2 separate regions of the Homo sapiens genome follow, and region 1 is linked to region 2. A link is an interaction called in ENCODE POLR2A ChIA-PET data of the cell type or tissue named here. Cell type or tissue: A673. All regions are shown on one strand. Region 1 overlaps SRP68 (signal recognition particle 68). Region 2 overlaps UBE2O (ubiquitin conjugating enzyme E2 O).

What was found. ChIA-PET counts read pairs that join two places held together with the same protein. Peaks named below come from ENCODE experiments on the same cell type or tissue, not always from the same donor. Only the 100,000 strongest peaks of a DNase experiment are listed, where the experiment ranks them.
Region 1: POLR2A ChIA-PET joins it to region 2 with 5 read pairs; 5 of 35 experiments call an interaction of 5 or more read pairs at or near these places.

Annotation. Positions count from the first base shown.
Region 1 is chr17:76,051,008-76,056,007 of GRCh38, forward strand. The region is part of intron 8 of SRP68 (signal recognition particle 68); the gene reads right to left. Among named protein-coding and RNA genes, the nearest start is that of SRP68, 19 kb to the right of the region's middle. In A673, no CTCF peak of the experiment used is centred here; a DNase peak (open chromatin) is centred at 2,704; H3K27ac peaks cover 985 bases.
Region 2 is chr17:76,388,605-76,393,604 of GRCh38, forward strand. UBE2O (ubiquitin conjugating enzyme E2 O) reads right to left here. Exons shown (of 18, transcript NM_022066.4): 16 at 3,306-3,509; 17 at 3,152-3,209; 18 at 852-3,009. The coding sequence ends at 2,339. Among named protein-coding and RNA genes, the nearest start is that of SPHK1, 6.5 kb to the left of the region's middle. RefSeq lists a silencer at 2,132-2,306. In A673, no CTCF peak of the experiment used is centred here; no DNase peak of the experiment used is centred here.

The DNA.
Region 1 (5,000 bases), 340 kb before region 2:
TGTGACCCAACTCAAAGATTGTTTCTTTTAGGTACAAGGAAATAATAAAAAAGACTAATCAATACCCACCAAAAAGACAGTTCTCCTAAATATCACACTAAGTTCTTTTCGCCACAGACGTGCTGCACTCAGATATTCCACATGACTACTCTGAGAACAATTTTTAGGACATACAAGGTTGACACGCATGAGACGACAGTCTTTGCACAAGTACTGGGTGTCACCTGTCTGCTACACAGCTAGGGTAAGTGAGAAAGTGATTCACTAACTGAATACCTGCCAAGCCACATTATCGTCCCAAAGAATCTGACCGAGCAGATAGAAATGGACAAAAGGCAGAAAGGGGATGAACCTGTGTGACTGGCAGACCCACTGTGAAATTAAAACATCAACATTCCATTATGGTATTTGACTTCCCATAGAAATTAACACTCAATCTGAAAAAATGTGTTAATATTCAACTGACCTCTAAGAAAGCTCAAACGAAAACCCAGTGCTGCCCACCCCTTTAAGAGATGGTTGGGGGAACAGGGGCTTAAAGAAAAACCCTTTTTCTTCTCTTAAGAAAGCTTTTCTTAAAAGTTCTCTTAAGAATCTATTTCTTCTCTTTTCTTAGTCTCCAGTGTGAAAAAAAAAATCTTCCTTGTAACTTACCCAATACAAATCAAACATACTTTTCCACTTATAAGTTACTTGACTTTCCTGTTGTTCACTAACTTGGGAACGAACTGGGGCTCATTCATGCTATAAATCTAGTAAAGCAAACACGGCCACCATTCACTCCTGGAACCACCAGAGCAGCACCATCCAATAGAACTCTCTGCCACGGGCAATGTCCTCTACGTGCACCGTCCAATGAACACCTGAGCACTCGGAAGTTTTATTAATTTATCTATCTTTTTATTATTTTATGTTTTTGAGACAGAGTCTTGCTCTGCTACCCAGGCTGGAGTATAGTGCCGTGATCTCGTCTCACTGTAACCACCGCCTCCTGGGTTCATGAGATTCTCCTGCCTCAGCCTCCGGAGTAGCTGGGACTACAGGTGCCCGCCACCACGCCTGGCTATTTCACCATGTTGGCCAGGCTGGTCTCGAACTCCTGACCTCAGGTGATCCACCTGTCTTGGCCTCCCAAAGTGCTGGGGTTACAGGCAGGAGCCACAGAGCCTGGCTGGAAGTTTTATTAATTTAAATTTCAATAACCACATGTGTTGAGCGGCTACTGCACTGGACAGTGCAGCACTGGAGCACATGCTTTATAGAATATTGTTGGCCGACCCCAGGTTGGCAAGATTCTTTAGAATCACTTCGTCAACCTTACTGGCCTAATTTTTCAAAGTACAAATCTGTGGAATGGTGCCGCCATATAATACTCAGCAACTGGAATAAGATACATAAGTCTAGAGTGCTTAAAAACTCGAGTAAGACATGTGAATGGCAGGGGGTGGGAGGCAAGGGGAGGGAAAGTATTAGGACAAATACCTAATGCACACAGGGCTTAAAACCTAGATGATGGGCTGGGCGCGGTGGCTCACGCCTGTAATCCCAGCACTTTGGGAGGCTGAGGCGGGCGGATCACGAGCTCAGGAGATCGAGACCATCCTGGCTAACACGATGAAACCCCGTCTCTACTAAAAATACAAAAAATTAGCTGGGCATGGTGGTGGGCACCTGTAGTCCCAGCTACTAGGGAGGCTGAGGCAGGAGAATGGCGTGAACCCGGGAGGCGGAGGTTTCAGTGAGCCGAGATCGCGCCACTGCACTCCAGCCTGGGCGACAGAGCCAGACTCCATCTCAAAAAAAAAAAAAAAAAATCCCTAGATGATGAGTTGATAGGTGCAGCAAACCACCATGGCACATATATACCTATATAACAAACCTGCATGTTCTGCACATGTATCCCAGAACTTAAAAAAAAAAAAAAAAAGACATGTGAATGGACTTGGCACCACTACTTAAGAAACACACATGGCGTCGGACGCGGTGGCTCACGCCTGTAATCCCAGCACTTTGGGAGGCAGATGTGGGCAGATCACTTGAGTCCAGGAGTTTGAGACCAGCCTGGGCAACATGACAAAACCCCATGTCTACAAAAAATGCAAAAAAAATTAGCCAGGTGTGGTGGTGCATGCCTGTGGTCCCAGCTATTCCAGGAGGCAAAGGTGGGAGGACCAACTGAGACCAGGAGGTGGAGGTTGCAGTGAGCTGAGATTGTGCCACTGCACTTTGGCCTGGGTGACAGGGTGAGACCCTGTCTCAAAAAAAAAAAAAAAAAAAAGAAACACACATATACCACAGCCACATTCTCAGCAGAAAGGAAGAGCTACGGCGCCCGTTTTAATTCCATGCAATCCAACAAACATGCCAACACCCTTCTCAGACAAGTGGGGTTAAGTGGTTGGAGCAACCGGCGTTCAAGAAAAGAGCGAACTTCGTCTTACCAGCTACACAGGATTTGCCTCTTTTCCTGTCGGTAGGGTACAGTTCAAGTTTAAAACCTCTTGACTGCCACGTATCACCTCTGCTCCCTTTAACTAAGCCTCTGCATCAAGGTGCTGAAACCAAAAAACCTCCCCACTGCTCCCACAAAGCTCTAAGTTCCCACTGGGAATTTTACAAACATCCTAAAAAGCAATGAAGGAAAAAGTCGATTTGAAGGGCGGGACTTAAGTCAGTTGTGTTTTTCTTACGACGCCCACACTGCAATGACTCAGACCACTAATCTCTGAAGGAGAAGCTCTCATGATTCTCCCTGGGCAGGGCAAAATGTCTCCAAACAGGAAGCCTTCAATATATTTTGCTATTTACACTTTTATTCTATAAATCTATATTCAAGGCTAAGATGATTCCTGAAAGGACAGTGGAATAAGAAACTCCTCTCAACACGCAGAGGCAGGATTCCTGGCCACCTGTACACCGACCTTCTCCGCCAGCCACTGGACCAACCAGAACGTGCTCTTAAACATAAGTGGCAAAACTCCCTGCACAAAAATTGGTGGTCTGACTAGACCTTTTCCCAGGTGTGCCTATGACAGTGAGAAATCTTAAGCCCAGAAGTAATATGTTACTGATTAGTCCAAATGAATCAATCAATCCTAGGTCAGCTTTTACAAAACTTGAAACCTTCAGGATGGGCTTTTCTGCAGTCTCAGGTTCTCTCGTCAGGCTCAGTTTCAAAACTGACTGGTGCGGAGGAAAGCGAGCTGCAGTGTGTCCTGAGGTACAGACCTCCCGCTTTAAAAAGCACATTCTCAGATTGTTTTCACTTGTCTATGGAAATTGCTGGAAGGTGGTAGTATGACTAAGAGACACACAAGGCAAGTCTGACCACATTCCCAACCACACCCCTACTATGGGGACAAGAATCAAACCTTACCCAGCCCAGTGAGGTTTAGGAAAAAAATACATGGAAATCTGGTAAAGAAGGAAACAAATCTCACTTGAGAATATACATGAATATATATAAATATACATTGTTTTTTAAGAAAAAGATAAATGGTCCCTCTTCCACTCAAATATTAAAATATTAACCATAACTTGAGGATAAGAATCACCAAGCCTGAGCTGGGCGCTGTGGCTCACGCCTGTAATCCCAGCACTTTGGGAGGCCGAGGCGGGTGGATTGCCTGAAGTCAGGAGTTCGAGACCTACTAAAAATACAAAAAATTAGTTGGGCATGGTGGTATGCGCCTGTAATCCCAGCTACTTGGGAGGCTGAGGCAGGAGAATCACTTGAACCCGGGACACGGAGGTTGCAGTGAGCTGAGATCACACCATTGCACAACGCGTTAATAAAAACAGGATACAGAACTGTATCTTAGTATAATTCCAGCAAGGGAAAAAAAAACATAAGAACTCTCATGAATATAAAAAACATTAAAAAGAAACAGTGCTTTCCTTTCAGTATGATGTCATATCAATGAAGGCATATAGGAAGTGAGACAATAGGCTGATCTTTTTTTTTTTGAGACAAAGTCTCGCTCTTATCCCCCAGGCTGGAGTGCAATGGCGCAATCTCGGCTCACTGCAACCTCCGCCTCCCGGGTTTAAGTGATTCTCCTGCCTCAGCCTCCCGAGTAGCTGGGATTACAGACGTCTACCACCACACCCGGCTAATTTTTTTTTTGTACTTTTAGTAGAGATGGGGTTTCACCATGTTGGCCAGGCTGGTCTCATTTCGAACTCCTGATCTCAGGTAATCCGCCAGCCTTGGCCTCCCAAAGTGCTGGAATTACAGGCGTGAGCCACCGCACCCGGCCTAGGCTGATCTTTTAAAAATTAAATTAAATTTCAATAGTTTTGGGGGAACAGGTGGTTTCTGGTTACATGGATAAGTTCTTCTATGGTGATTTCTGAGACTCTGGTGCACCTGTCACCCAAGCAGTGTACACGGTACCCAATGTGTAGTCTTTTATCTCTCACTCCCTCCCACCCTTTCCAGGCTGATCTTCTTAAAACATCATGTGGGCCCGGTGCAGTGGCTGATGCCTGTAATTCCAGCACTTTGGGAGGCTGAGGCGGGTGGATCACGAGGGCAGGAGTTTGAGACCATCCTGGCTAACATGGTGAAACCCCGTCTCTACTAAAAATAAAAAAATTAGCCGGGTGTGATGGTGGGTGCCTGTAGTCCCAGCTACTCTGGAGGCTGAGGCAGGAGAATGGCGTGAACCTGGGAGGTGGAGCTTGCAGTGAGCAGAGATTGCACCGCTGCACTCCAGCCTGGGTGACAGAGAGAGACTCTGTCTTTAAAAAAAAAAAAAATGTGTATTTAAACTTTAAGTTATTAACTTTTTTTTCTTCTTTTTTTTTTTTTTTTTTTGGAGACAGAGTTGCACAGTTACCCAGGCTGCAGCATAGTGGTGTGATTTCAGCTCACTGCAGCCTCAAGCTCCCGGGCTCAAGTGATCCTCTTGCCTCAGCCTCCAAGTAGCTGGGACTACAGGTGCACGCCACCACGCCCAGCTAAATTTTTTGGTACTTTTTTTTGTAGAGATGGGGTT
Region 2 (5,000 bases):
AGGAGACCTCAGAAGTAAAAAATGGCAATATCTTGCTTTTTTTTTTTTTTTTTTTTTTTGGCTCACTGCAACCTCTACCTCCCGGGTTCAAGTGATTCTTGTGCTCAGCCTCCTGAGTAGCTGGGATTACAGGTGCATGCCACCATGCCCAGCTAATTTTTGTAGTTTTAGTAGAGATGGGGTTTCACCATGTTGGCCAGGCTGATCCCAAACCCCTGACCTCAAGTCATCTGCCCGCCTCTGCCTCCCAAAGTGCTGGGATTACAGTCATGAGCCACCACACCTGGTATCTTACCTTTTTAAAAGGAGTCTGTCATCCACCACAATGGTCTAGGGTTCTAGGGTTCTCCCAGCCTCCCTCAGCTGTCTCCTTTCCCTACCTGTCCCTGTGGAGGAGTGCCAGGCAGGAGTGGAAAGAATGTGGCAGGGAAGGATCCATCCAAGTCTAAACTGGGCAACCATTTTGGCTTAGCGTCCAGGAGTTGTGGCACCTGTCCACCGCCAGGTGCTATGACGTCGGCTCTCCCAGAACCTGGAAGGAGCTGAACTGGTCAGTTGTAGGTCTCTGGAGACTACAGCTGCTGGGAGGCTGCTCTAAGCTGGCTCCTGAGGGGCACACCACCGGCCAGGAGGAGGCCAGAGGACTGCTCCAGGACAAGAAGTACAAAAGGCATGCAAGCAGGTCTGGCAGGCAGAGGGCAGTGTGGGCGGGTGGGGGTGCTGTTCACAGTGGCCCCCACCTGGCCAGGAAAGCCAGGACCCACTGCCACATGCCTTCCCTGGCAACAAACAAGGTCTTTCCTTCCCCAGGAAGGGTGTGTGTGAGGGACACAAAGGCAACGGAGCCCAGATGAATGGCAGAGGGAGGTTTAATGGTGTCACCTTGTCTTGCTAATGAGCCAACACAAAAAAAAAAAAAAAAAAAAATGCAAGTAAAAAAAAGTTTAATCACACAGCACTTTATACAGATATCGTAAGCAGTAGGCATTCACATCTCCACATGTACAATGCACTGGGAAGCACAGCCCCACCAGTCACTCCGGGTGTTTCTCAAACAAGATACCGACTCGGTTCCAAATGCCACGGTGTGTGGTCCGGCTCCATCCTCCCGCAGCTCTGCTGGCTGGGCGGTCACAGCACAGCACAGGTGTGGAGCCCACTTAAGGCTGACAAGACGCATCATGCTTTGGCTTTTTTTTTGTCTTTTTTTCTAATAAGAGTTAATATCTTTGCTTTTGAGTTTTTTTTCCAACCTTAAATATTACATACATACACCAAAAATTACATAGCTGCAATGTGCTCAACAGCATCCTCTCGGCCTGGAGCTTCACATTATCAAAAGCTTAGAAAACTTGTAAACCTCTGGGCCTGTCTCTGGGCACTAGGAGAGCCCCCGCCGGCCGTCCCCTTCGGATTGAGCCTGCAGTTTGTAAGCGAAGGGCTGACAGTAGGCCTTCTAGTCCAAGAGAGGGCTGGCTCGCTTGGAGTTCAGTGAGCTGCACGCCTGTCCCAGTGTGACCATGTGATGGGGGAGGGGCCCTAGCACTTGCCCTGGCCTTGTGCAGCTGCTCTTGCCCCCAGCAGCCTCCGACAGAAGAGCAAGGCACCTATAGCTGTTGCTTTCCCTGCAGCTCCCTGGTCCTCAACTCCATGTGCATGTGTGAAGGCCACCACCTCTCCTGGGCGTCACCCGGAACCTAGCCTGGTCCCAACCTCTCTTAGAGAGCAAGTTCAACAGGCCTGAGGGCTATAACGTGGTCGACAGGCCATGTATAGCCGGGAGTCAGTGACAGCAGCTACAACTCCCAAGGGATAGTGTTGACGCTGGAGGACTAGGGAGGACCTGGGTGGTGGTGGCAGCAGGAGGGTCTGGGACACAGGGAGGCTTGAGTTGAACTAAACAGGTTGAAAGGGACCAGGGGAATTGTTGGCGCAACCCACACTTCATGCAAGGCACATGTGCTCTCCTGCGGGTCTGCAGGGAACCGGCCCAGAGAGCCCCGCGGCAGGCCCTGGAACACCCGCCTCTGACCTGAGAAGGGGCAGCAAGGGAGCAAGTGCCGGACATTCTGCTGGGGTGACAAATGGAAAATCGGCAACAGGGTTCCGATTTTCTTTGCCACAGGGGACCCGCCTGTTGAAAGCTCGCTTCAAAATAGAAACGGCAGCATCTCAACACACTTCTTGCACTTCAGCATCAAACTCACCTTGGGGAGAAGAGGGCAGTGGGTTTGCAGTGGGGACAGAGGGGCATGGGAAGAGGGGTGATTCCGGGGGGGAGTGAGCAGGCGGCGGCTGGCCTCTCCCACGGTGATGCTCTTTCCTCTGTGCCTGGCAGCTACTTGTCCTCTGTGCACTCCGGCATGCCTGCCTCTAGCAGGGCAGCCCGGAACTGCGTCAGGACACCCCGGATGCTCTTGATGAAACCCTTGGAAAGTGGGAAGAGGGGGAAGCCGATGTCAGGGTAGCCACTCTTCTCAGGTAAGAAGCTCCGGTAGCTCTTTCTCCGCTTCTTTGGTTTCACACTGGGTGGCACCGATGCGTCTGGTGCGGTCTCCGAAGTCTGGTCTGTGTGGTCCCTGCTAGCTGAGGCCAGGCCCTGGGCACCGCCCTCTGAGTCTGAGCCCTGGGAGGCCTCTCCTGGGGCTGGCCCTCCATCCTCAGGTTCTTGTTGGCCGGAGTCTGACAGCTCGGCTACAGCTGGGGGCTCTGGCGAGCTGCTGGCCTTGGGCACCCCGTTGGGCAGTGCCTGGGCCTTCTCCAGCAGGGCATGGGTTTCCAGCCAGGACTCGATACGGTTCACCAGCCGCCAGCCACCAGTGCTAAAGTGTTGCCTGATCTCCTGCTCAAAGACCTCGGGGGGCCGCCGCACCAGCTGGGTCATGGACTGCACCACGCGGATCAGCGCCATCTCATTGTAACAGCGACTGTTTTCATAGCCTTCCTGCAGGCCTCGGTCACTGTCGAAGCCGGCTTCGTTGTAGTATGGTTCATTTACCAGGATCAGACCTGTGTGGGCGGGACACCTTCCCTCAGTGGGTGAGAGAGGCCCACAATGCAGGCCTACCCTCCACCTGCCAGGGGGACTATCAGAGTCACTTTCCTCCACCGGCCCTCCCTTGTCCGCACCCCCGCTTCAGCCCAACTGTACCTTGGATGGAGATGAGCACCTGGAGAAGGCTGGACTTGCTTGTCCACCTCTCTGTCCCCTGAAACACACAGGGCACCATCAATTCTGTTCCCCAGGCCCCTATCCACCAGTGGCTCTTCCTCCTTCTTGGCTGGGGGCCTGGCCCTATACTCACCTTTCCAATCCAGGTGCCCAGGAGGCTGACACACACCTTCCCATTGTCATACAGGTTGGGGTTCAGGCGGCCACTGCATTGGGAGAGGTAGCAGAAGTGGGGGGGCACGGCTGGGTAGATGTTGGGGAGCTGGATGTCAAACAAGTAGAGGCCATCCTCGTAGGGGGTTCGAGTGGGGCCCTTGATGAGAGCTGAGAAGAGGTCCTAGGTAGGGAGGGAGGGAGGGAGGCCAAGGTTGGCAGGGGTGGAAGGGGGTGTCCTACATGTGGCATCTGCATCTGCACCTGCTCTTTCCCAGGACACTGTGCAGATCACGCAGGAAGAGCAGCACCTGGGACTCCAGATGCCACCAGCAGTGGAGAAGCTAAGGACAAATCTCTCTCTGCAGAACAGCCTGGAATCTTTTTTTTTTGAGACAGGGTCTTGCTGTGTCCCCCAGGCTGGAGTACACTAGTGCAATAATGGCTCACTGCAGCCTCCCAAGTAGCCGGGACTACAGTGTGGGCCACCGTGCCCAGATGATTTTTTTATTTTGTGTACAGACAGGGTTTCACTATGTTGCCTAGGTTGGTCTCGAACTCCTGGGCTCAAGTGATCCGCCTGCCTCGGCCTCCCAAAGTGCTGGGTTTACAGCCCTGAGCCGTCACTGTGCCTGGCCCTTGCCTGGAATCATTGAACCCTGGCTAAGAGAAATACTCGAAGTGAGTTTTTATCTTATCAGGTGTTTTTCCTCATAAATCATTACTTTAAGACTGTATTCCAGCTGGGCGCGGTGGTTCGTGCCTGTAATCCCAGCACTTTGGGAGGCCGAGACGGGTGGATCACTTAAGGTCAGGAGTTCAAGAGCAGTCTGGCCAACGTGGTGAAACCCCGTCTCTACTAAAAATACAAAAATTAGCCAGGCGTGGTGATGCATGCCTGCAGTCCCAGCTACTCGGGAGGCTGAGGTGGGAGAATTGCTTCAACCCGGAGGCGGAGGTTGCAGTGAGCCGAGATTGTGCCATTGAACTCTAGCCTGGGTGACAGTGCGACGCTATCTCAAAAAAAAAAAAAGATTGTATTCCTCAGCCAGACGTGATGGCTCACACCTGTAATCCCAGCACTTTTGGGAGGCCAAGGTGGGAGGACTGCTTGAGGCCAGGAGGTCAAAACCAACCTGGGCAACATAGTGGGACCCTATCTCTACAAAAAATAAAAAATTAGCTGGGCATGGTGGTGCATACCTACAGTCCCAGCTACTCAAAAAGCTTAGATGGGAGGATCACTTGACTCCAGGAGGCTGAGGCTGCAGTGAGCTATGATCACACCACTGCACTCCAGCCTGGGCGACAGAGTGAGACCCTGTCTTTTATTTTTTGGCTTATGTGTTTTTTTGAGATGGAGTATAGCTCTGTCCCCAGGCTGGAGTGCAGTGGTGTGATCTTGGCTCACTGCAACCTCTGCCTCCCAGGTTCAAGCGATTCTCTGCTTCAGTCTCCTCACGCCCGGCTAATTTTTTGTATTTTAATAGAGACGGGGTTTCACCATGTTGGTCAGGCTGGTCTCGAACTCCTGACCTTGTGATCCGCCCACCTTGGCCTCCCAAAGTGCTGGGATTACAGGCGTGAGCCACCACGCCCGGCCAACCCTGTCTTTTAAAAACAAAACAAAACAATTCCTCTAAACACCTGCTCCAACCCTTATCCCCAACAAGGC